2 separate regions of the Homo sapiens genome follow, and region 2 is linked to region 1. The links are chromatin loops, found by intact Hi-C in ENCODE. Cell type or tissue: Calu3. All regions are shown on one strand. Links, peaks and the distances in the headings refer to the core of each region. The heading gives the core; the rest is flanking DNA.

Region 1 (2,932 bases), core at 277-2,776:
CTTTCTTTTATTCCTGATCCTAATTACTCTCTGAATCTTTTCTTTCATTTGTATCTTTTAATCTCAATGGCTTGGGCAACTGGTTAACCACTTAGTACTGTGTACTACAACAGTCAAGAAGACCAGGAGACAGATAATTAGATACTTGAGGAAAAATTATTCCTGTGTTCCATCTGGGTGCTTCCTAAACTTTAATGTGCACTGAAGTCGCTTTAAGTTCTTGTAAAATGCAGATTCTGATTTAGCTGGTCTCAGAAGGGACCGAAGATTCTGCATTTCTGACAAGCCCCTGGTCATGCTAATGCTGCTGATTTACAGACTACACTTTAAGTAGAAGGTTAGACTGTTGGGGATTAGCACAAATTTGGCTGTTAGTTTTAAAGGGCATTATTGTTAAATTTTATTATGTATATTTATCCCAATGCCACTCACACATGGCACACTTTGAAAAGTGTTGACTTCTAGAGAGTAGGGGGGATTAGAATGATCTAATGTTGATCCTTCGACTTTGCAAAATGTTGACTCAAGCACCATTTAAAAATCAATTACATGATTCAGGTGATGGTTACACGAAAAGCCCAGACTTCGTCACTACACAGCATATCCATATAATACAATCATACTTGTACTCCTTAAATTTACATAAATTTTAAAAAGAAAGATAAAAAGAAAGAGTTTGGGTGTTTTCTTTTGAGATCCATGAAATATGACAGAGTTTAGGGAGGATTACATAAAATAAAATTTATGGGAGTGCTTGATAGTATCTGGCATGCCACAGATACTCAGTGACCATCATTTGCAGTTCATCTTTTGTTTCCTTGATTGGTTCTGCATACTTTATGCCTATCTTATGCTATTCTATCATTTTTAAATACTTGCATGACTGTATTTTTTAATCCATGTGTTTATGATCTATGTGCCTTACTGAATTACCACTTCCTTGAGGGCACAAATATGACATATATATTGGGTGTTTCCTCTTATTGTAGAATGTGGTATCTTGCATCTGTGGTCACTTATCTGAACTCAACTGATTAGAGAAGTGCTAATAAAAAATGTCTATCCATCCATCTCTCCCACAAGCCTGCCTGAACTTCCTTCATTACCAGTTAGTTCCTTGAGTTAAGCCAGACCTCAGAGCAAACATGAAAGTATCCACCGATAGAGAGGGAACACTGATTTATTCTCAGTCTTTCCTACCCAATGAAGGAGTCTTTGGTCTGTAGTCACCGAGTTCTTCCTCATGATGAGATCAATCAGTTAAAGCAGGGAAGGAGGCCAAAGTCTAGATTAAGGTGTAAAGGGAGAGTTGGACACCTGAGAGCTAACTTAAAAGAGGAGATTAATCCAGTACCCTATAGTCTGCCTAGGACAGCATAGAGTCCTGAGAGACATGGGGTAATGGGTGGGTGGTAGAGGCAGGAGGAAGGGGAGGGGAAGTACTAGGAAGCCACTGTATTGCAGATACCCTTCCATTTGCCCACTCACCTTTCAGCCACTTGGTGGCACTGACCTCTCACACAGGCTTTTAAGAAACAGCAGCATATCACACACTGGAGCATGCAGTGTGTTCTGGTGCCTCCTACCAGCCAGAGGGGCGCCTGCAGAGAGATTGGCAGTTTCCATCCTGTCACCACAGGGAAAGGGTATTTCTTGGGTCTCTCGTTCCCTCTGTGGTCAGTGCTCACGCCAGCATGATCCTCTCCTTATCTTCTCTGAGCTCAGGAGCCAGTACTAGAGGAAAAACATGGTGGGGGCTGTATTCTAGCTGAACAAAGGTAAACTGTGGTATTTTCCAGAAAACTCAATTAGCGCTTTCAGGACTCTGGGCACCACCTGGGACCCATAAACAGCATTCACCCACTCCATGGCCTGGCTATATCCTCAGCCTCCTCCTCGGAGCATCCGTGAAGAATGACATTGAGCAGAAAGGATGAGGTCTTCATTTAGGCTATTGCAAAGGCCAGATTTCTATGAAGAGGAAAGGCACATCCTTCTATATCCAAAAGCGAACCTCTCTCTAGAGGCTTCGCCTACTCATATCATAGAGCAGGCTGGCCAATGCCAGGCTTTGAATCCACACCATGGCCCTATTGACCCCTGCTGTGACTCCATCCACAGCCCAGAGAAAGGTCAGTGCTCATCGCAGAGGACAGTAGGCAGTGGGGGTATCGCAGGAAGAGCTCACTGCTGGGCATGCAATATAATCCAATTTTCTATTGTTTATTATATTTACATGTATAAAAGATCTTTGTTTAATATTAATGCTGTGAAAGACACCTGCTTGCTGCTAGGGGATACAATGCTAAATAAACATAGTTTTTGCTCATATTCCAAGCATGGAGGCTTTAGGAAGATGAATAAATACAATTTAATGACCATTTTCTAGGCACTGTATTATATAAACTTTTTATATTTTTTATATATATTTGTGGGTGCACATATATGTGTATATATATACATATGCATACATATATACTTATAGATTTATAAAACTATCTTTTTAAAATATATATACATCATTTCTATATACAAAGGTATGAAATATCTTTATATATACCATTTATCACAGAATATATTTATGTATGTATGTGTGTATATATCTCTCTCTCTATATATATGTATTTTGGAAATGACAATTTCTTTTTCTAATAATAAAAGCAATAGAGGAGTGGTTAAGAGCACATGAATTTAAAGTCAGAATGCCTTTTACCTTGAACAAGTTACTTATCCTTCCTTAAGCCTGTTTTCCCATCTGGAAAATAAAGAAAGAGATAGAAAATAATGTGAAGATTGAGTGAGGTGAAGCATAATCCAAAAGCACATGTTTGATAAATAAAAGTTAACAATTATTATCCTCATGTGTATTGTTTAAAAAAAAAGAGTCAAGCAATTTTCAAAAGGCACAGAGAAGGAAATAACAGTGTCCTGT
Region 2 (2,932 bases), core at 319-2,818, 220 kb after region 1:
AGCTGTGTGTTCTTGTTCAAGACATTCACCTTCTTCATAGCTGAGCTCCCTCACCTGTAAAACAGCAAGGTGGCTCGATGAAATCCCACTCTTTCAGTCCTATGCACCTGGAACATCATGGCCATGAGCTCATTAAACCCTAAGAACAGCCCATAAAGGTAAAATCAGTTTAGCAGGGAGGCTCTTGAGGTGAAGAGCTGAAAAGTGTTTTGAAACTACTGCAACTTAGAATATCCCTCAGAAACTTGAAAAAATATCCAAAAGTATCCTGTAGGTAATTTGAAAGCTAGTTTATGGTTTATAGAATGTTTATCACAAGCACATTTTCAGACACACAGGTTTACCAATTTTCCTAGCATCGTTGCCTGCTGAGAAAGGGTGGTCAGGGAACAAGGTGCTGAAAGGAGCCCTGTGTTCTCAGTAACTCATTCAGAACCTTTCCTTAAACAGGTACTCAGTGCCAATAGATAAAAGTCCAAATGCCTCAGCCTTCCCTCTATGAATCTTATCAAGCTCAGTCTCTAGCCACTTCCCACATTAATCTTCCATTTCTGCATATTGCAAGCTTCTAATCATCCTCCAGCCACTTCCCACATTAATCTTCCATTTCTGCATATTATAAGCTTCTACTCATCCTCCAATACCCCACTCCAGTGTCCCCTGCTCAGTAGAGCTTTCAGTGATCTCTGTAAGGTGAGATCATTGTTACTACATCCCCGCTGCCACAGTACTTTGTACAATTGTCTACCATAACCCTTCTTACATTCCATGCTAGTTAAAGGTTTAGGTATCTGCCTCCACTGTTACTCATGAATAGTGAGCTGGGCAAGGGTCAGGGTCATGTCCTGGTCAATTTTAATTTTAAATCTCGAATACCTCGTACATATCAAGTACCAAGTCAATATTTTTGAGTGCACATATAAGTTAATAAATAAACTTCAACGTTAGTTAAAAAAAAAATCATCTGGCTAAGTAAATATTAGCTCCTTCCTCAGTGTCATCATTGTCAAGAACATTAAGATCCCAGCAATAGAGCCTGTGTAACTAAAAAAAAAAATAACCAAGAAAAAGAAATTGAAAAGCATAATATCTTTCCCAAGATAAGATTTTTAAATATGCAGGTCCTATTTCTAACTGAGAAAACCATCTGCGGACGATTTTCTTGCATTGTTCTCCTAAATGGTCAATGGCACTCAAGAGGCTTTCTTGGAGGTCTGAGATGGAATTACTTTCCTCACGTGATCCATCTCTTCACAATGAAATTTCAAAAGCACACAGGCCACTTGAAAGTTGACTCCTGCTTTTGGGCAACACTGGAGGTTGTGTTCACAGGGAAGGCACAGAGTGGGCTCCTGGTAAATATTTGCAGCACAATGAATGTTTACTATTGTGTGAGGCGCTCTCCTGTGGTGCTGTTGGAAGTCAATTATTCACACGCCTCTGATTCAACCACCTCAGTTACGAAGGAAAAGGCAGTATTACAAGGAAGAAAAGCTTTCAGTCAGATGACCCAAGTTTAAGTCCTGGCTCTGACACTAACCACCTGGGTGACTTTGGGCAAATCACTTGCCTCTCTGGGTAACAATTTCCTCATTTGTAAAATAAAAGTATCTCCCCACGCCTTGTTGTAGGGGTTCCACAGGATCAATACTTGAGAAGTTATAGTAGACCCCCTTATCCTTACTTTCACTTTCCACAGATTCAGTTACCTGAAGTCAACTGCAGTCTAAATATAGGTTGAATACAGTACCATAAGATATTTTGTGAGAAAGACTGCATTTACTTACTTTTATTATACTGCATTGTTATAAGTGTTATATTTTATTAGTTACATTTGCTAATCTCTTACTCTGCCTAATGTATTAATTAAACTTCATCATAGGCGTGTATGTTTAAGAAAAAGCATAGTATATATAAGATTTGGTACTACCTGAGGCCTCAAGAATCAGCAGGATGTCTTGGAACACATGCCCCTCAGATAAGAGGGGAATTGCTATATGTCACCCAGGCCAGGCATGGTGGTCAATAGATATCTGTCGTGTATACAGACCATGCTTCTGTGGCTTTGCTAGATTTCTTTTCTGACCTTTAGCTTTGGGACCCAGAATTGTATTTGTATCTATCTCACAAACATCCAAAACAAGAGGATGAAAAAAGAGCAGAGAACAGAACTGAAGGATTAACTCTATGGCAGAAAAGGTGTCTTGTCTGAACTAGAGACAGGACCAAGGGAAAGCATCTGGGCAAAACATCTCTCTCACATGAGATGCTGAGTATGATACTGGGAAAAATTAGCAGGAAAAAAATCCATTTATTTTGTTTATATAAAATTTGACAAAGTTCCTTCCTTTATGGTAACCAGTTACTATTTGTGCCCAATTTTATGCACATGCACATTATCAAATATCTGCTGGTTTCACCTGACTATATGTCACTATGCTTGCTGAACCTGCATAATGTGTCACTTGTTTGTTGAAGTCAGACAGTTTTTATTTTAAAGAATTAAAACAATGTGTTTGCTCTTGTTCCAAGACATTTGTGATATTTGTGACCAAGAAAAGAGCAACTTTAAATATATATATGTATTATATATATATTAATTGCCATTCTAACAGGTATAACCTATTATTACCTATTAATATAACCAAATATTAATTGCCATCCTGATAGATATAACCATTTATATAACTATATATATATAGTTATATAATTAAACCTATTAGGATGGCAATTAACCAAGAAAAGTGGAAAATAACTAGTGTTGGCAAGGAAATGAAGAAATTGGAACCCCTGTGCTTTGCTGGTAGGAATGTAAAATAGTGCATCCATAGCCCACAGACACTATATAGCAACTACACAATCAAGTTTACAAAATAGCCAGCTAACAATATGATGACAGAATCAAAATCTCACATATCAATATTAACCTTGA

What was found. A loop is a pair of places that touch in the nucleus more often than their neighbours do. Peaks named below come from ENCODE experiments on the same cell type or tissue, not always from the same donor. Only the 100,000 strongest peaks of a DNase experiment are listed, where the experiment ranks them.
Region 2: a loop joins it to region 1, with 4 times the contacts of the local background. A loop is called at or near these places in 1 of 110 quality-filtered maps.

The regions. Positions count from the first base shown.
Region 1 is chr10:111,359,074-111,362,005 of GRCh38, reverse strand. No RefSeq gene overlaps it. Among named protein-coding and RNA genes, the nearest start is that of HEAT2, 250 kb to the right of the region's middle. In Calu3, for the core only: a CTCF peak has its summit at 1,499 (motif pointing right); a DNase peak (open chromatin) is centred at 1,595.
Region 2 is chr10:111,135,619-111,138,550 of GRCh38, reverse strand. No RefSeq gene overlaps it. Among named protein-coding and RNA genes, the nearest start is that of HEAT2, 23 kb to the right of the region's middle. RefSeq lists an enhancer at 990-1,675. In Calu3, for the core only: no CTCF peak of the experiment used is centred there; a DNase peak (open chromatin) is centred at 1,380.